2 separate regions of the Mus musculus genome follow, and region 1 is linked to region 2. Evidence: chromatin loops called from intact Hi-C (ENCODE). Cell type or tissue: left cerebral cortex. All regions are shown on one strand. Each heading gives the region's core, and the rest is flanking DNA. Links, peaks and the distances in the headings are about the cores only.

What was found. A loop is a pair of places that touch in the nucleus more often than their neighbours do. Peaks named below come from ENCODE experiments on the same cell type or tissue, not always from the same donor. Only the 100,000 strongest peaks of a DNase experiment are listed, where the experiment ranks them.
Region 1: a loop joins it to region 2, with 2.1 times the contacts of the local background. A loop is called at or near these places in 1 of 42 quality-filtered maps.

Annotation. Positions count from the first base shown.
Region 1 is chr3:116,803,432-116,814,013 of GRCm38, forward strand. Agl (amylo-1,6-glucosidase, 4-alpha-glucanotransferase) reads right to left here and starts at 4,735. Exons shown (of 34, transcript NM_001081326.1): 1 at 4,597-4,735; 2 at 3,837-3,986. The coding sequence starts at 3,918. In left cerebral cortex, for the core only: a CTCF peak has its summit at 4,788; DNase peaks (open chromatin) are centred at 4,820 and 5,300; H3K4me3 peaks cover 1,601 bases; H3K27ac peaks cover 1,337 bases.
Region 2 is chr3:116,658,311-116,668,892 of GRCm38, forward strand. It overlaps Mfsd14a (major facilitator superfamily domain containing 14A), which reads right to left and starts at 4,367. Exons shown (of 12, transcript NM_008246.2): 1 at 4,085-4,367. The coding sequence starts at 4,168. It overlaps Gm51275 (predicted gene, 51275), which reads right to left and starts at 9,307; the gene lies at 9,247-9,307. In left cerebral cortex, for the core only: a CTCF peak has its summit at 4,231; DNase peaks (open chromatin) are centred at 3,818, 4,360, 5,727 and 6,051; H3K4me3 peaks cover 2,041 bases; H3K27ac peaks cover 1,508 bases.

The DNA of each region.
Region 1 (10,582 bases), core at 2,872-7,871, 150 kb after region 2:
CTCTCATCTGCTGAGACCTCTCTCCACTCATCCTTTTTTTTTTTTTTTTGAGATGGGTCTCTCATTGAATATGGACCTCACTGATTGGTCAGACTGGCTGTCCAGCAAGCCCCCTAGATCTACCTGTCCAAGTACCCCCAGTGCTAGGATTACAGGTACACCCAGCTTTTATGTGAGTGATTGTCCAGCAGGTATTTTATCCATTGAGCTATCTGCCCAGCCTCGTCACAATTTTTAAGGTGGAGGGGGCAGGGTTTCACTGTGTAGCTCTGGCTGTCCTGGAACTCTATATAGACCACCAGGCTGGTTCAGAACTCACAGGGTACACCTGCCTCTGCCACCGAGTGCTGGGATTAAAGGCAAGTAGAGAGAACAGACAGGATTTTTTTTTAAAGGGTCTTCTCAATTATTTCTTGTCCCAATGTCCCCTCTATTAAATATTTCTTTCACATCATAAATTACCTTCTAAAAGAGCAGTTCTCAACCTCTGTGTCCCAAACTCTTTTGGGGTCACTTATCAAGATATCCATAATATAATATCATATTATATTATGATTCAAACATACCAGTAGCAAAATTACAGTTAAGAAGTATCAACAAAATAATTTCATGGTTAGGGGACATCACAGCATGAGGCACTGTATTATAGGGTCACAGCATTAGGAAGGCTGAGAACCACTGCTCTAAAGTAATATGATCACACATTATTACAAAGAAACAGATGGATTTACTCGATTTACTTAGTGGTACAGACTGAACCACATTATTCTTTGGAGTTTTGTTTTGTTTGGGTTTTTGTTTCTTTTTCAAGATAGAGTTTCTCTGTGTAGCCTGTCCTGGAATATGTTTTGTCGACTAGGCTGGCTTTGAAGTCAAAGATCTGTCTGCCTCAGTGTCCTGAGTGCTGGATTTGAAGATGTGTGCTACCACTGTCCAAGTGATATTAATTACTCTTAATCAACTCTTTCGTCTTCAAGCAACTTAAGTGAGTTTCCAGTTTGGACTCGTTTTTTGTTGGGGTTTAAGAATTAGTCAGGGGAACCAAAAAGAGAAAAAAAAAAAAAAAAAAGCCAGGCGTGGTGGCGCACACCTTTAATCCCAGCACTCGGGAGGCAGACGCAGGCGGATTTCTGAGTTCGAGGCCAGCCTGGTCTACAAAGTGAGTTCCAGGACAGCCAGGGCCACACAGAGAAATCCTGTCTCGAAAAACCAAAAAAAAAAAAAAAAAAAAAAAAAAAAGGAATTAGTCAGGGGACTGGAGAGATGACTCAATGACTCAGCAGTTAAGAACACTGACTGCACTTCCAGAGGTCCTGAGTTCATGGACCATGGACTACATGGTGGCTCACAACCATCTGTAATGGGATCTGATGCCTTCTTCTGGTGTGTCTGAAGACAGCTATCGTGCACTCATATACATAAAATAAATAAATAATTTTAAAAAAGAATTAGTCAGTGGCTGTTTATTAAGTGTTGCACAGAGCCCTAAGTCTGTCAGATGGCTTTGTGCTCACAAACCTCACTGCACTCTAACAAGCATTAGAGGCTGCTCCACTGTTCAGCACTTAATTGCTCTGTGGCCACTGTGAAACTGGAGACCAAATCAAAGAGACAGTGAAAAAACGACCGGGAGCCTTCACAAAGGCACTTTAACTGGATGCTGAATACACAGAATGAAAGTTAAAGGTACCACAGGCACAGAGGGATCTGACAGGAGTGAGATGTAAGCACAGCCCAAGAAAAGGCACTAGAGACGGAGTGAGCAGGACAGGATGCAGAGCTATAAAGATTCAGACACTAAAGGCAGGAACAGACAGATTCCGTCTCGGCAAGAAAAAGTGCAGTCCCATTCAGAATGTCTCGGACGGAACTCAGGCGACGTCCCATAAATCAAAGGGAAGAGACTGAACAAGAAGATGATTTGGACTCTCATTTGGTGAGATGGAAGAGACGAACAGGGAGAGAGAGATGGATCAGAAAGAAATTATAGAATTTAAAGAGAGATGACAGCTAAAGAGGTGACATCACCAAGAATGCTTAAGATTCTTGTCTGCAAACATATGAAGACAGAGGCATAACTAAGGTTTGGTAAAGGGGGATGAAAGCCTAGCCTAACATAGCCACCCCATAACTATTCCACAGAATAGTGTCAGAACAAAGCTAAGCTCCAGGGAGTGGACTGAGGAGCAGAAAGACCAACACATTGTTGTTACTTAGGCTCTACTGCTATAAAACTATATATCACTAAATTACAGCCTTTAAACTCCACAGGAGAGCAACAGATCTTTACAAGGAAAATTAATGTTTAATAATAATAGTAATAATAATAATTAATGCAATTTACTCAACATTAGTCTGTTAACAACTGAATAAACAAACAAACAAATAAAAAGTCTGCCTCCCAATCCTTGTCATTATACTTGACTTAAAAGCTTCCAAGAAAAAAGTGACACTTGAGGCCATTATTTCAGAGTCCTCAGCATTGAGGCTAGAGCCCAGCCATGGGAATGCATGGTTTCTATGGTAGATGAACAGAGCAAGAAGGGAACCAGGCACACGCTGGCAATGACCTGAAATGAGGAAGACAGAGAGCCTGAGGAGAGATGCCAGAGTGAGAGGAATACTGAAGACAGAAGAGAAGGACAAACCAACCCCAGGGAAGGGCAGAGTCAGGAGAGCCAAGCTGGAGCCAGAGCTCAGTGACCCAAAACCCCGAGCAAACCTGGAAGACAAGGGCCGTTCAGCATCAAGGCCACACAGTAGATGGCTTTCCAAAAATCTCACTTTTAAAAAGTATTAAAGAAAAAAAATTCTTCAAGATGTTTATCAATGTTCACTGAATTCATCCAGGAGACTGATTTTTGTCTTGATGCATAAAAAAACTTCCTCCTTGTATTTTACAAGTTATATTTATAAATTATCAGTGGACTGTTTTCAGTATTGAATGTAAAGCGTCAGTTAGCGTGTCTGATAGTCCTGCAAATTGATCTTTGATCTTACCTTTAGTTACATTTTTCTGTCATGCTGGGGCTTGAACCCAAGACTTTGCTTGTATTAGGCAAGTCCTATACCACTTAGCTATATCCCTAGCTCAATGTAGTTCTTTAAGTGATGGCTCCAACATGTTTCAACATCACCGAAGAGGTTTTTCCACTTTTTATTTGGCTTCATCTTCTACTTGCTTGAGAGGCTCCTGATAGGGTTAGCAAGCTCACTACGCCTTTTGCTGTACTCTACTCTCCCAGCGCTGAAGCTCAATAGAGGAAAAGAGTTTGCTCTGAAAAGCCACCCTACAGATATATGCAAAGCTACATTATATATGATTTCACGAGTTATAACAATAAATGCTATTACTAATAACATGCTCAATCTTTTAACTGCACACGCACTCTCTACCACTTCTTTTTCTCCCTAAGGTAGGGACTGAACCCAGGCTAGGCACAAGTTCTACCCACGAGGGACTTCCTATAACCTGTAGTGTCTGCCTCCGGTGGTCGTCTGCAGCAAGATGAGCTGAGCTATCTTTGTGCTAACGTGACAGGTCTATTCTTAATCAACATTCATTCCTCACCACCAATGTACCTACCATTTTGGCACAAATCAAGATCTATGAAATTTCAGCTAACTTAAAGTTATTTGAGTGCGCGAGTGTGTGTGTGTGTGTGTGTGTGTGTGTGTCTGTTCATGCAGAGGACTGAATCTACAGCCTCATTTATGCTAAGCATGCATTCTACCTGCCAACACCCAGTCCCTAATTTTAAGTTAAAAAAAAATCTAATAGAACGCCAATGCATTAAAAGACATAAAAAGAGCTAATCAAACAACTTGCAACGGACCTTGTTCAAGTCTGAAGAGGGTCTTCTCTAGCTTCTCCATCTCGTTCAGTAGTAAAATTCGAATCTGCTTACTGTGTTCCATTTTGGCTTCTGGAGGATTCGAACTCTTTCCGTAGAACTAAAAGGACTCCAAAGTGGAATGAGTTACCCCTATAAAACAAAGTGGAATTATTTAAAAAAAAAAAAAAAAGGAGAAGAAGAAGAAAAAAAAAAAGAAAGAAAGAAAGAAAAGAAAAGAAAATATGACCTAAAACTCTCTGGAGTTGACAGCGGCACTTACATGTCCTAGATAGGTTTAAAGCCAAGAAGAGCAATGAGAAAGAGCAAAATCTTGTCAGTAAAGCCCAACAAGGGAGAAGTTTCTTCTCTCTTGGAGCAGAATAAGAAAGCCTGAAGCAAAGATGTAGAGTCTTACACTCAGTTCAAAACAGAGCAGACCAACAAAACCCCTAAAGCATTCTCAGAGAAAAGCAATGCATCCGCGAAAACCCTGGAGTTCAGTGGCATAAATTCCGTTCCTGAGCCAGGGGGCCCTGAAAACTCCAAATGGCACTGTAGCCTCCAGCAGATCAGGCTGCTGAACAGGTGGAAGAGCGCCCAGTTCCCAAATTCGGGTCTGAAGCCACCAATAGGGAGGTGATTGGAGAGGTTAGCAGTTGCTGTCCCGGGAATAGCTGCGGCGGCGGTGGCATGCGATGTACAGAGCGGCTATAGATAGAAGGAATGCGCGTCCGGAGACGGACGCATTCCAGGCACTTACGAGCGGGATAGACGTGCGGCGTCGGGAGCGGGAGCCGGAGCCGGGTACAGCGGGAACGCCGGACGCAGCGGCGGCCCGGGGAGGGCAGGGCGGCCGTGAAGGGCACGGGGAGGGGCGCCGGGACCCGGGCCAGGGGACAGTGACAGGCCAGGGCCGCCGAGACTCCGCCCCCCGCGGCCGGAGGACGTGCCGACTCCGCTGGGCCCCGGACTAGCCTGGGGGGCGTGGCCCTGCCTCCCCGCCCACTTCCGGGAGCCATCGCCCCCGCTAGCACAGACCACTGATCTCGCGAGAGGTGGGCACGGCTTGTGGGTTTGAGGGGGTCTGGGCTTTGGGAACTGTCATTGCCCTGATGTGCGATCGCTCTGCCTCTCTAGGAAAAGTGAGTTCAAGAGCGAAGAAGAGCTGGGATAATGTTTAGTTAGGGACGTTCTTTCTGGGAAGAAAATGCAAAGTTGGGAAAACCAAGTTTCTTAAAATTCCCTGCTTGGCTTCATTAACCTTGTGACACACTGGTCGCTGGGAAGAGGGGACCTCAGCTAAGGAACTGCCTCCATCAGATTGGCCTGTGGGCTTGTGCATGGGAGCATTTTCTTGTTTTATGGTTGCTATATGGGAGGAAAATAGGCATGGCCACCCCTGGGCAGATGGGCCTTAGTTCCATAGGTAAACAGGCGGCCCAGCCCGGGAGGAGCAAGCCAGCAAGCTGCACTTCTCTATGGTCTCTGCTTGAGGTCCTGCCTCTGGGTCTTTCTCGTTGAGTTCCTGCTTTAACTTCCTCCAATAGAGCACTGTGACCAGGAAGTGTAAGCCAAACACTTTCTTTCCCCAACTTGCTTTTGGTTCAGGGTTTTGTCACAGCAAACATGCATTTTTATTTTTTATTTATTTTTATTATTATTATTTGGTTACCGTTGATTTAAAGACAAGGAAACAGACTCCCTCAAAGGTTAAGTAACATGCTTAAAGCCGCTTCATGAACAACGGAGTGTATGTGATTTCAAGTACATTCCCGATGATTTTGGTTCACTAAACCCTTCATCTAAGGTTGGCATTATTTTCCGTGGCTTGATATCAATAAGGACTTGGTAAAATGGAAGAATGAGTGTGCATTCTAGCTTATAAAGACGTTCTGGTTTTTCTGTGACAGTCATCTCAAGATTTCTCCTTCAGGTCTGATGTTCCCTTAGGCGTCTCTTCTGCTGTGTTCCTAGGAAGTGTGGAGGCCAGAGTGCGCCCTCTGTGAACTGGCTACAAACTCCTGCTTGACCATGAAATCCCCCAGTTGAAGGCTGCCTGCTAGACTAATGAACCCAGCAGGTCTTCGTTTGGGGAGGGTTGAAGAATGGGAGCCGGTGACTCAGATACCACACTCTATCGCTGTATGTTGGGTTTCTCTGATTTTCTTTTTTAAATGTAGATTACCCAAAGCGTTCTGATCCATAACTTCTCCATCTGAAATGTGGAGCATGGGTGCACGCTCTGACACTTTATCTGGTACAGATTCATCACACTATCCTCTGGCCAGCTCATTTTGCTGCTCCCCAGTGGATAGCTGTTCTCCAGGGCTGCAAAACTAGCCTTTCCCATTGTCCTGCCTCCAGCACAACTCACATGGTATGTCTAATGTCTCAAGTAGATAGCGGTGATTTATCCTTCTGAAAGTGCTTAAATTTTTCACGTGTTGTTAATTCTACTCAACTTTGGAGGTTTCATTTTGTGAAATAAGGAGAATAGTAAGTCACGGACATCTGCTTTGGTAAGAGACTCCTCGTAGAGTGCTTCTACAAGTCACATGACGTGACTCTAAAATGAGACTCGACAAGGATGTGCTATCTGTGAAGTTCTTGGAGTGCCAAAGATGGCGTTCCACAGCGCCACATGCATGCTGATGGATGTTTGTCACATTTGTGGCGTCCTGTGCATGCAGGATTTATATATACACAACAGTTTCATCCTGTAGCTCCCAGGAGAGAATCCTTAAGGACCTTCTAATAGACAATCTCAGTTTCTGTTAGTCCCGCAGATGAGAGGAGAAAAATGCCTACCCAAATCATGGACAGTTTAATTAAAGCAAGCTTTCTTTTTGTGCCTTCCCCTGACCCAGTGTTCATGAGATCAGCCGTGGATGTGGGAACGATACTGGTTTTTATACTCAGGAATGGGGGTGGTGGTGTTCCAAATAAGGGATTTGTCAGGCAATAGGTGGGGTTACTGTTAGGTCAATGATGCTGTCAAACAAACTGAAGGAAAAGGCCCTGGGGCATGACAGATGTAAAAGGTTACAGAAAATTTCTTACTCTGGGAAGAGGAGGTACTAGGGAAAATTTATTCTCAGTGTTTGGTTCTAAATCATGGAAATTGGGAAAAACAGAGCCTAAGAACAAAATAAAGATTAGTCAGTGATAAATATGTCCTTAAAAATATATAGCCGGGCAGTGGTGGCATACTTTTTACTCCTAGCACTTGGGAGGCAGAGGCAGGCGGATTTCTGAGTTCGAGGCCAGCCTGATCTACTGTAGTAGCCTCCCCTCCCCCAGCCTTAGGGTTCCACTGTTTACACCTGGATGGAGCTTGCCGGCTCAATCGTTCTGCCATGCCCACTGCTGGAACCTGCCTCCTTGCTATTGGTCCCAGGGACTATTTGGCGGGAATCCCCCCCCCCCACCTCCTCCCCTTCATAACTGCATGCTGATATAGTAAAATTGAGCTTTGATCAGAATGCCTGTCTTAGCTGCATCATTTTTTCTCGTCGCCTAGCCCCTCTTCTCTTCCAGGTTTACAAAATGCCTTTCCAGGCTAGAACCCAGGCTGTTATCTGCTGGCCAGACACAACAATCTACAAAGTGAGTTCCAGGACAGCAGGGCTATACAGAGAAACCCTGTCTTGAAAAACCAGAAAAAAAAAAAAACAAAAAAACCCCATATATATATATATATGGCCTGGGGAATGGCTCAGTGGTTAATAGCACTGGCTGTTCTTGCAGAGAATTTGGGTTTCATTCCCAGCACCCACAACTGTCTGTAACTCCAGTCCCAAGGGATCTGACACCCTCTTCTGCCCTCAGTGGGCATCAAGCATGTGCCACGATGCACGCGTATACATGGAGACAAGCACACACATTAAAAAAAAGCCTAAGAAAGAAAAATCATCTTAAAAATTCGCAGGCACTGATACAACCAATCAGCTGAAGAGTCTATGGGATACTTGCAAACACCAGGATTTACTGGTGTGGTTTTTTTATTTCTCCCCTATGAAAGATCTTCTAAGTGTTCCTCAATTTAAAACCAAGCATTTTAACCCTTTCCGACAGTTTTCAACTTTCTGTTGAAATTGTGGACTCCACATTTCCCACAATGCAGGGCTTCCAGCTGCCATTTTGGTTTAGAAGAAGGGACCAGGAAGGGGAGGGTGCTGAACCTGGTCGTCTATATTTGTCATGGTTATGTCGGATATGTTGCAGTAAAGGCAAAAGAGCAGCAGGTTAAATCAGACATCGGTTCATTCCCGTCTGGCATAACAGCCTGGGTAAAGAGATCAAGGCTAGTGGAACATCCCTCTGACACACAGAATGCAGACTTCCTGATTTCCTCCTGGGCCAAACTCTTCTTAATTGCTCGAAAGTCTGATGGGGCAGAGCTATCATAGCCAAGTTCATGCAGCAGGGTGAAGAAAAAAGAATAAACTTCCTTTTCAAGATATTCTCTTTTAAAAGGCACGGCATCTCCATTTATAGCTGGCTAGAATCTCTGCGATAGGCGTGCACGGCAGCCAGGGGACTAACCAAAGTCTGGGTTTTATTGAAGAAAGAGAGAATGGACTTCCTCACACAAGTAGTAGTCTGCTCCAGCTTGCATTGTGTTTTAAATGTTCTTACCAAAAAGATATTTGCAACAGTAGAATGGAAGACCACTAGGGAATGTCGTCTAAAAAGGAACACAGACACTAAACCCTAGGGAATGCCGTTTACAAAGAAACACGGACACTAAACCCACATGCATTTATCCATGTCCTGTTCGGGGGAAGCTTCAGATCTGTTAATCAAAAAAAGAGCTTCCTGAAACTAACGCTAAACTGTTGCCAGCTGACTGACCAGGCACAGCTCAGCTGGTAGAGTCATGCTTGCCGCATGCTGACTCCCAAAGGACTGGCCAGAGGTGAGCCAGGCTCCACCACCAACATTATTACCAAAAATGAACCAACCAGAGGAGGTTGGTGCAAAGAGGAGCTGGGATAGTGTTTAGGGACTTTCTCTCTGCAAAGCAAAGTTAGGAAAACACAGCGCCCTCAGACATTGAGAAAGTCACGTGACCTCTTTGCATTCTGGCTCCTAAACTATTAGTGATCTTCTAAGGTTTGCAAAACTAAAACACACAAAGTGTTTTGAAAAATGATATATGTCCTCTAACTACTTAATGACAGCCACTATTTAATGAGCAGGAAGGAGGTGCCAGATACTCTTTTGAGTCCATTATATGAATGGACTAAATGCTCCAAACACGCAATGTTGTCACTCTTGAGTGAGAGATAAAGACACAAAGTCCCCAAGGTCAAGTAACCTGTTTAAGTTTCCCTAGTGAACGAGGGGACAAGTGTGATTACAACTGCATTCCTGGTGATTCTGGTTCAGTAAACCCTTTATCTGAGGCACGGGCAGGATCCTGTGACCTGCTACCAATAAAGACTTCATCGAGATAGGATGCTCTGACTTTATAGGTAGCCATGTCAAGAGTGAGTTTACTTTCTTGCTTCTCAGGACAGTCTGGTTTTTCTGTGACACACAACTCATGATTGCCCCTTCAGGAAGTCTATCTGCCCTGCCCTCCTTCTCCCGTGGGTAGGTCTGGTTGTCTCCTAGCTCCTTTACCGTATGCTATGTTCTGCCCAAACTGTCTGTTCAACTTTATCTATTTCTGCAAGAGCCTTTGGGACGGTATTGTCAGGATGGCAAAATTATAAAAATATTTACACTTCTCAGGTATAAGCAAATATGCTATTCTTTAAGTGTGTGTGTGGATTGTGTATTTCTGTGGTGTATGTGTATAAACGCATGTGCACATGCAGTCCAGAGGATGTTTGGTGTTCTTTTCTATCTAACTTATTCCCCTGAGGCAGTGTCTCTTGCAGAAACTGGAGCTAGGCTGGCAGCCAGTGGGTCCAAGGAAGCCTTCTGTGTCTACCTCCCCTCTCCAGCCTTGGGATTGCAAGCTGACCTTATTGGCTAACTTCACCCATCTTTTAATGAGGGTGCTGGGGATCTGAACTCAAGTCTTTATCTTGTACAGAAAGCACTGTTACTGCTGGCCCATTTTTGCAGCCCTTTGATGTATATTTTATTCTTAAAAACATCTCAGGGGCTGGTGAGATGGCTCAGTGGGTAAGAGCACCCGACTGCTCTTCCGAAGGTCAGAAGTTCAAATCCCAGCAACCACATGGTGGCTCACAACCATCTGTAATGAGATCTGATGCCCTCTTCTAGTGCATCTGAAGACAGCTACAGTGTACTTAAACATAATAAATAAATAAATAAATCTTAAAAAAAAATCTCAACATTGGGAAGACAGCTTAGTTGGTAAAATGCCTGTCCATACTACTGAGGGCCACAGTGGTACCCGATTGTAATTCCAATGCTAAGGAGACAGAAATAGGGAGATGCCTGGGGCTTGCTGGCCAGCTACCTAGCTTAATCAGTAAGCGCCATGTCCCACTGGAAGCCCCTGACTCAAAAAACAAGATAGAGGCTTCTAGGCTGGGTATGGTGGCAGGTAGATCTCTGTGAGTGTAAGGCCAGCCTGATTTATGTAGTGAGTTCCAGGCCATTCAGATTACACAGTGAAACTGTCTCAATAAATAAACACATAAAAAGGAGAAAATAATATTTGTTTTTGAAGATAAAATGCTCCCAAGGAATGACGCCTGAGGTGATTTCTGGCGTTCACATGTATGTCCATGCATGCTCATGAACACACACAGAAATTCTGATTG
Region 2 (10,582 bases), core at 2,788-7,787:
GGAAGACAACCCATGTTTTCTGTCATGTATGACTCCTTAATTTTACAAATACACAAAATCATGGGTGTAGTTATGACATGAAAGTAGAATCAAGTTGTCTAGTGGACCAAAGAAGCCTTGCAAGATGACAAAAAAGGGAAGGTGGGGCATACTGGGAGCTACTGTCAAAGCACATCACCCGCTGAATGAAAAAATGCCCTTATGTAATGCAGCACTGTGTGTAATGGATACAAGGCCATGAATAGTTTTAGAAAGGTAAAGTTGTATGTCTAAATAAAAATAACTTCATAGTCTTAATGTAAGCCACATGAACAAAATAGTGATTTATTTTACTTGTTACATTGTATAAATATTTCATATATGTGTGTGTGTGTGTGTGTGTGTACACATAGTGTAAATATTAAATATATCTCCCCTTAGCTTAATAAGCTTAGGTAAGTACTTTTAAAATTCAAGGGGAGAATAAAATCTGCCAGAAAAATATAACAAAAAAATTTTGCAAACAACTTTAGAGTGAACTTATCTGGCTAAAAACTCCTAATACACACTGAGTACTGTGGCTCACCCATAAAGTGCTTGCTTAGCATTTGTGAAAACCCGGGCTTGTATTTCCAGCAACCTCAACAAAACTCCTCATGCCTACCATCACACAAGTTAATCTGATTTACCTTTGTTCTACACTACTTAAAGCTGCAACAAATTCGCCTTATCCAGGCCTCAGTGCAGACTGAATACAACTTCAAGGGAAAATAAATAAATTAGTAGCATACGCTGAGGGTGCGAGTTCACGGCAGACAGAGCACTTGCCTAGCACGTGCGAGGCACGGCACGGCACGCACACCCATTCAGAAGCTTCATTCACTCTCAGCTGACAACTGAACCTACTCTAATTCTGCCAAATCACCAGCAAGTATCGGTTTCAACAAGATTCAAATTGGTTGAACAAACTAGGAACATTAACCCTAAAAAACAATAAAGAGACTCAGATCACTCATTGATCAACTGTATCAAATACTGTTCAAAGACTGCCACAGGATCCAACGGTATGTCGTCTTTAAAGGCTCGAATTGTAACGTCAGTAACAATATCTCCACAACGATCTACAACACAACACACAAGAGGAAACCAGTCAATTTTTCCCTTAACAAAGGGGGTGGGTTGGAGTGGTGAAGACTGGAGAAATGCCCAGGAGTAAAGCTCACCTGCCACCAGCTCTTTCACAGGACCCTAGTTTGATTTCTGGGACCCATATGGCAGCTAACAACCAACCATAACTCCAGTTCCAGGGGATCTGATGCCCTCTTCTCTTCAGCACTCACATGGTGAGACATATATGCAGGCAAAACATCCATACATGTGAAATCAAAGCAATGTTCACAAGAGTAGTCTAATTTATATACGTAGACAGGCAGAAAAGCAGTGTCACCTTAAACCAAACACTCTCTCTCTCTCTCTCTCTCTCTCTCTCTCACACACACACACACACACACACACACACAAGCTATCCATCCATCTACCCACCCATATACTAGAGGCCCAGTGGGATTCAATGATGACAAGAGATAGTACCGGTGTGCTTAAGAATGGAAACTGCCGGTACTATTAAAAGCATGGTGGCGCACGCCTTTAATCCCGGCACTTGGGAGGCAGATCTCTGAGTTCGAAGCCAGCCTGGTCTACAGAGTGAGTTCCAGGACAGCCAGGGCTACACAGAGAAACCCTGTCCTGAAAAAAAAACAAAACAAAACAAAAGAATGGAAACTGGAGGAGTGGCTTAGCCATTCTGGCTGAGCTGCACTTGTGGCTCTTGCAGAGTACTGTTTCTCAGCTCTCACACGGCAGCTCAAACCCAGAGGACGGAATTCCCTCTTCTGACCTCCTCAGACACCAGGCAATCATGCTGAACGCATACATACATTTAGGCAAAAACACTTGTGTGTGCGATTGCTCACAGCTCTCCACATGTGTGTGTGTACATCTTTGTTTTGTTTTTGAGACAGGGTTTCTTTGTGGAGTCTTGGCTGAACGGAGTTTACTCGGTAGACCAGGCTGGCCTTGAACTCACAGAGCTCCACCTGCCTCTGCCTCCCGAGTGCTGGAATGACCACCTGGCTCATAAATAATCTTAAAAAAAAAAAAAGGCAGAATGAAAAGGAAAGTGAGGCAGAGTAAGATGGGAAAGGACGATGTTCTTAAGACCTGACTTTCAAGGAAAGTTTTCATTGATTTAGTGTGCCACCAAGACATTTTTACTAGTAAAAAGTATTTTGTGTACTAAAGCAAGCTAGAAATTTGCTATATCTTTATAAATAGCAAAAAGACTTAAACAAACAGAACCTCTTCTCGCCAGGCATGGCAGCACACACACCTATAATCCCAGCACTTGGGAAGCACAAGTAGGAGGGTCCTAAGTCTGAAGTCTTTCTGAACGACCTGAGATCTGTCCTCAGACACAAAGCAAAATCCCAACAACAACAAAAACATGTATCTCTTCTCAAAGTCAGAATTTGGAATGACTCTTCTGGAGGCTGACATGAGCTCTAAGTTTGATCCCTACTATCTCATCAAAAAAATATTTTACAGAGCAAACCAGACAAAAATCCAAACATTATAAAAGGTCTGCTCCTGCCGGGTATGGTGACGCACGCCGTTAATCCCAGCACTCGGGAGTCAGAGGCAGGCGTATTTCTGAGTTCGAGGCCAGCCTGGTCTACAAAGTGAGTTCCAGGACAGCCAGGGCTATACAGAGAAACCCTGTCTCGAAAAACCAAAAAAAAAAAAAAAAAAAAAAAAAAAGGTCTGCTCCTTAATTATCTTGCTTCTTGTCTTTTGCAAAGATTGGTCTTAAATAGCACCTGGTTTTTGAAAATATGCTTCGTTATAAGTTTCTCTCTCTAAACCTGACAACGATATTCTTTCCTCCCAGTATAGCTCCTACTAACTTGGTCAAGACAGCTAATGAGAATTCATCAAAGTAATACTTTGATCAGGTACAGTAAGAAAATCTGGAAAGCTCTGAACCCTCTTTTTTCACTAAAAGTCAAAGCTATGACAACTAATAAATCTGACAGTTAACTGAACATATTCCGAAATCGTTCCATATGTCCCAAGCTTTCTAAATGATGGCAGTTGGACTAGGCCATGTTCTCAAATGTCAAAAGAAAGTTGTCATTTATTTCAAACTGATTTCAGCAAATCCTCCGCGGTGGCCTACTTACATATTTAGTGCTTTGCTAGCATTGATCAAGGCTCCATTAAACTACAAACAAATGGAAAGAAACAATGTCTGCAACTTCACCACAGAGACACATCTTACTTTTCCATTCTATTTCGGAACGCGATACCAAAGGAGTCAGCAAAGATCAGAGTGTAACGCTACAAACACACAGCACAACAAAAGTGTACGTTTGTTTTCCAATGACAAATCCTATATCGACGTCTGGTAGCACACTGCACAGTGCATAAAGTTTTCTGCGAGTAACGACTGTCTAAAAGGCACATTTTTAGCCTCAGTCCGCCTGCCAGAATCTGTCTCCGATCCTCACGCCATGACCAATTCTAAAGACTTATTTTGAGGCACAAGGTGAAGATTTCTCTAACGGAGAGGGCCCCAGGGAAGGTCAGGCTTCCGACGCCGGGAGAGGGGACGAGCCCACTCCCCGACAAGGTAGCCGAACAGCTCCAAGCCGCTGCTCCGGCTCCCGGCGACCGCGATGGGACAACGCACGTACCCTGGCCCAGCGGGCCGCGGCGGCGGCCACCCGCCACAGCATACGGAGCGCAAGGCTGCCCAGCCTCCCCGCGCGCCGCGCTGGGCCTGGCGAGGCTGCGGAGGGGCCGCCGCCTCCTCCCCGAGGCCGGGCGCACGTGGGCCGAGGCCGCAGGCTCCGAGACGCAGTGCCCCGCCGGAGGTACCAGCAGCGTCCAGGGGAGCCAGGCCGCGGAGGCCGCAGGCCGAGACCGCGGCAGCGCCGGCGGCACGGAAGGGCAGGGCGCTCTCGGCCCAGCGAAGGCGGAAGCGGGGGGAAGAGCGAGCCGGGCCCGCACCCGGGCCGTCCTGCGGCGCGGAACCAGCAGCACTCACCGTGCCTCCGTCCTTAATGATGATCTTTTTGGCCAGCATGATACTGCGGTTCGCGGCCCGTTTCTTTTTCTTCCCCTGGGTCATTTTACCATCCTCGACTCCCGGCGCTGCAGCAGCCACTCAGGGGGCGGGCGGCCCCAGCGGCGAGTGCGGTCCCGCCACTACTGCCGGGCCGAGCCGCTCAGGGCGCACGCCGCCATCTTGAGGGCCCGGCCTGCCTCGGGCGGCGCGTCACATCGTGCGATCGGCTGAGTCGCTCGCCACGCCCCCGTGACGCAGCCACGCCCCCGCAGTGCGGGCACGCCCCTCCAACCCTGCAATAGCGGAGGACTGGGAGGTGCCGCGGGAGCGGGTGGAGCCAGGTGCTTTGGCTGCCTAGCTTTTGCCCTCTAAGGCGCTGAGCGATGGCTATTTTAACAGTTTTTCCTTCACAGATGAACTCAAGTTCCGAAAAGTTTTTACCTACTCAAATCTGACAAATAGTTTCTCAGATGCTCAGGCGTCCCAGGCTAATAGCATCCGCATCAAATGCATCCCCACCAAAACAGAATTGAAGGGGACAACGGGAAAGTTTTCCAGGAATGGTCAGTAGCAGGTAGAGGAGTTTTAGCTGTTGATCTGATGCCCAGCTAGGTCATGCTGGCTTACATACCCCCACGTACCAGTACATTCTCTCCCAGTGTAAACTAGATGCCATACTTTATAGGCTTTTAAAAATTGGTTTGACTAGAAGACTGGTAGAAAGAGCAGACAGGTGGAATATGAAATGTGATATTAACAGTACTGACATTTACTTTGAGGCAGCACATTATGTAGACCAGGCTGGCCTCAAACTGAGAGATCTCCCTGACTACCTCCCATATTGTGATCAAAGTCATGTGCCACCATGTCTAGCAAAGTCTTCATTTTGGTAACTGTTGGAAAACTTTCCTTTAAATATACCTTCAGTGCTAGGTATGAACGAGCACAACACATGCTTTCCCCCATCAAACTGTTCGATAAAGGGGAACTGGAAACAAACCAAACTGTGGCAACAGCGATCCTGGATGTGGTGGCTCTAAGTAAGATAAATGTTCCCAAACTCAGTGATATTCCTCCCTGGGAGAAGTGGAAGGGGCTCCCTCCCTCTCCTGGCTTGTGGCCTGGTTAGTGATGGATGACCTTGTTTTAACAGGGCAAAGCAGAAATGACAGCACTGACTTTAGAGGAGAGGTCATAAAAGGTACTGTATGTTTTTGCTAGGCTCTTCATTTACTCCAGTCAGGGGTTGCCGATTGTTATGCCATAATACCAGAGGAACTATGGAGAGGTGCTGCCGTTGAGCTGAAATCTCCTTCAAAGCTTTGTGGATTATCTTGGAACGAGATCCTCTATGCCTGGTCAAGCCTTGAGCTGACTGCAAACTTTATGAGACCTTCAGCTATGAATACCCAGCTTAGCCACATTACTGGGATGGGGCTGTAGCTGGTTCTTTTGGAGTGCTTTTCCTGTAAGCATAGGGCTGCGGATTCTATCACCAACAATCAGTGAACCCAGCATAGAAGTGGATGCCTAGATCCTGGCATGAAGGAGAATCAGGAATTCAAGGACAAATCTGAGAGCAGCCTGGGTGTGGGTGGATTCTTCAGGCCACTGAACATCAGGCTATTTATTACATGGCCTAAGTAACTATTAGACAAGGTAAAGGAGAAAGCAGGGGGCACACATGTGAGGGTTACTGTAGCTTTTCTGTAAATTTCAAAATAAAATGTTAAAAATAAACCTGGTTGGATGTTCTGTTTCTTCTACTTGCATGCTGACAAGAAATGGAAAATAAGCCAGTTTTCATGGATGGGGAAAGAAAAGCATCTTGGGTGGTAAGGATTTTCATCATACTTACTTTAAAAATAAAATTCTCATATAGAAACTTCCTTGAAGTCCAACTTCAAGCTGTTGAGAGTGGGAGAAACTTCATAACTAAATCCCGAGATCATATTTTGCATGGGTGTAGAGGATTAAGAAGGTTGTTCTAAGGTAGGCGTGGTGGTGCATATCTTCGGTCCTGGCATTTGTGTTGTAGAGACAGTGTGACCAGGAGTTCAAGGCCAGCCTCTACAGCAAATTCAAGGTTAGCCCCAGGCTACATGAAAACCAGACTGAGCTGGGCGTGGTGGCGCACGCCTTTAATCCCAGCACTTGGGAGTCAGAGGCAGGCGGATTTCTGAGTTCGAGGCCAGCCTGGACTACAGAGTGAGGTCCAGGACAGCCAGGGCTATACAGAGAAACCCTGTCCCGAAAAACCAAAAACAAAATAAAATGAAAGACTGGAAAAAAATACTATGTGGTTACTCCAACTTTTTATGACCTCCAAAAATCATACTTCAGCTATATCAAAGTTACTTTTAAAATATGATTGGTTATTGTCAGTTATTCAAGCTATTTGAATACCTACAATAGTGCTCACCGGTTCTTTTTAAGACTAGGATTTAAAAAATAGTGTGTATGCTCCCATTAAATAGAAATAACATACCCAAAAAGATCTGACAGGGTAGAACAAGGATGTCAGTGTTCAAATCCTTGAGTGTCAGTGAATTTACTTAGGCACATGGACAATTAGGTGAGAGCCAAAGCATGAAAATAGTTTAAACAAGTTAGCAAATGAGCCCCAAAGCAAAGTAGGTATCAAGGTGATCACTGAATACACAGAGCTCAGAAAAAGCCTTACAGAACAGAGAACACGATCGTGCAGGAAAAGCAGCACTGTAAACGTAGTGACACATATGCTTGCCTTTCAGAAAGAAACCGAGCTATAACCTGGTGGAAATTACTCCCCACAGAAGGCACTTGCCAATGGAGTGGGACAAACATAGGAACTATGCAGACTTCTTTGTGAACTGTAATGTTTCACTTACATAGTTTTTAAGTTTTGAGTTTGGTAAAAAAAAAAAAAAGGCGAATTCAATAATAAAAGCTTACATTTATAAAACTAGATACAAAGGCCGGGTGTGCTGGCTCACGCCTTTAATCCTAGCACTCAGAAGGCAGAGGCAGGCGGATTTCTGAGTTTGAGGCCAGCCTGGTCTACAAAGTGAGTTTCAGGTAAGCCAGAGCTATACAGAGAAACCCTGTCTCGAAAAACCAAAAAAAAAAAAAAAAAAATCATAAAACTGGATACAAATACAAATAAAAACTAATGAGCCTATTTCTGTTGCACTAATAACCATGCAGAGAAGACCTGAATTCCATTTTGTTTTTTTCTGAGACATGGTCACACCACGTAGGACTGGCTGGCCTGGAACTCACAAAGATCATTCTGCCTCTGCCTCCTGAATCCTGGAACCAAAAGGGTGTGCCAGACGGCGAGAGGGGGAGGGAAAGGACTGTGGGAGTAGTGGGCGAGCAGTGAGTAGGATGTAAAGTGAGTAAGTAAAAAAAAGTGCATGTTGTCATGCCTGGCCTTACTTTAAGCACACTAACTTTTAAATACATGTTCTTTGAATGTACATCTTTAGTGGACAGGCTACATTCTAATAATAAACAAAATGCAAATGAACTTTTAATTTTACACAGTGTGTTTGTCATTAGAATATTGGTATTGCAGCATTTAGATTCATAATAAAACACAAGTATTATATTAGGAGTCAAACTGTTTCACTGTAAGAAGACAGAGAACACAAACCATGACATCAAAGTTTAAGGCCTGCATCAGCTTCTCTAAAAGCTAGGAATGAACACAAGGAAACACCCCACAAACTGAGTCAGAAACACTGATTCAAGTGCATGGTCTTAAAAAGATGGATTGTGGGGGCCTAGAGAGATAGCTCAGTGGTTATAAGCACTGGCTGCTGTTTCTGAGGTCCCAAGTTCAACTTCTAGCAATCACATGGTGGTTCACAACCATCTGTAATGGGATTTGAGTCCCTATTCTGGTGTGTGTGAAAACAGAGCAACCTTATACAGAAGATATAAAAAAAAAAAAGAAACAAAGAAAGAAAATATTTTTTTAAAAAAAGGACCATAGCCAAACACAGTGGCCTATGATCTTTAATCTCACAACTAAGAAGCAAAGACAGGTGGGTCTCTCTCTCTGAGTCCCAGGACAATCTGGTCTACATGGTGAGTTCCAGGATAGCCAGGTGTACATAGAGGAACCCTGGAAAATCTTAACCTATCCTTGCCTAAGTCATTAACGTAGCAGTAGCAGCCTATGAGCTGCTTCCAGCTGAGGAGAAGAGCAAAGGGACTAAGTCCAAGGGCATGCACACAAGAGGCGAAAAGGCGATGTGGTATGAGAGGCTCTGAGTCTTTGGAAGTCTTATCCTAGGGAGAGCAATGGAAACTGGGGCACAGTGTTTTAGATCAAAGAGAAAACACAAACTTCAACTGTATCCTCACTCAAACCCAAAATCCAGTAAAAAGTCATTTTAAAGATAACTGGAAATATTTCAGTATGAACTTGATAAAATCTGAATTGAGTTTTCTCAAGTGTGATAATGGAACTGAGGCCAATAAGGAAAATGTTTTAGGGGCCTACAAGCTGAAACATTTAGGGATTGAATTTCCTGACAGAAGTAAATCTCTTTTAAAAAACACAACACAACACAACAAAACAAAGAACAAATGCTAGCTGCTACATATGGGTGGCATGTTAATCTTTTATGTCTTGTGTATTTCAAAATGAAAAGCTAGGTAAAATTTATTTTTTAAAACTGGTTCTAAAGAGATGGCTTAGTGGTTAAGAGCACTTATCTATTTTTGAGAAGAGTAAAATTTGGTTCCTAGCAGCCACATCTGGCAGCTTACAGCCACCAGTAACTCTAACTTCATGGTATCAGATACTTTCTTCTGGACTCCGCTCACACTCATGTACTTACCCAACACAGACACATAGTCATCTACAGAATCAAATACCTTACGTTTTTTATTGGGGCAGATGAGATGTCTCAGCTAGGAAAGGCGCTTGCTGCCAAGCCTGATGATGTGAACCTGATCCCCAAACCCAAATGTACACCACAAATCGTCCTGACTTCCAAATGGGCATCACAGCACCTCCACACACACACTAACTAAACTGTTTTTTAACGGACATGAGTACACTGTAGCTGTCTTCAGAGACACCAGAAGAGGGCATAGGATCCCATTACAGATGGTTGTGAGCTACCATATGGTTGCTGGGAATTGAACTCAGGACCTCTGGAAGAGCAGTCAGTGCTCTTAACCACTGAGTCACCTTTCCAGCCCCTAAATGTTTTAAAATATAGTTTAAGGGGACTGGAAAGATGGCTCAGAAGTTAAGAGCAGTAGATGTTCTTCCAAACGACTCGGGTTCAAGTCCAAAGAGCCGACCTTACAGCTCACAACTGTCTGTAACTTCAGCACCTCGGCTCCATACCTTCTTGTGATCTCCTTAGGTACCAGGTATAAAAGGACTGCACAGATCTACAAGGCAAAATACCCATACAATAAAAATGCAATTTAAAAAATTATTTTAAATGTTCTACCAGGTAGTATGGGAAAAGCCCAGTACCAGGAGGGTACAGGAAGAGGAAATATCTGAAGTCAGCCTTAGCTACAAAACGAGCTTTAAGACAACCCAGGCTAGACCGTGAGACACTGTCTCAAAGCTAAAATCAACAAAAGGAGTCCTTTAACAATACCATCTTTGTGAATTCACAGATACAGCCCATGACGTTTTCTCAGCTACACTGGCACAGCCCATCACAGCACGACTAAAGCTTCGCAAGTGGAGAACCTTACATGACGCCAACATAGTTCATACACAATCACATCTAAGTGATAAGGAATGGAGAGAGCGTAAAATAAACGGAAAACAAAATTCTCAGAGATATAATTAAGAAGAAAGTAAAAAAAAGAAGAGAGAGACAAAGAAAAAAGAAAAAGGAAAAAGAAGAGAAAGACAAGGGGAGAGAGATGAGCCAGGGTTCCACTGTGAAATGCAGGCTTGCCCTCAGACTTGCCTCAAGTAACCCCATTGTCTCAGCCCCAGTTCATCTTGCTTGTGATGTGCTCCTAGCAAAAGAGGCCTTTAAAAAAAAAAAACAAACAAACAAAAACAAACAAAAAAAAAAAACAGAGTAAACCAGAGTTCTCTCTCTTTTTTTTTTCTTTTTGAGACAGGATCTCACTACGCAGCCTTGATTAAACTAGCAGTGTCAGACTCAAAAGATCTGCCTGAACCTCCCAAGTGCTGGGATTTAAGGTGTGGACCACCATGCCTGGCAAACTTCTATGTTTTTCTTTATTGTTTCTTTGTTTGTTTGTTTAATTTGAGGTAGGATGTCATTATATTGATCAGGCCAGCCTCAAACTCACAGGGATGTATTCTCTGCCTCTCAAGTCCTGAGAATAAAGGCATATGCCACCACACCTGGCTTTTATTATTTTAGTTTACCTGTAGGTACGTGGCTGCATGTGGGTATGTGCACATAAATACAAGGGTTGGTAGAGAACAGAGGCCTCAGATCCTGTGAATTACAGACAGTTGTAAGTTGTCTACTG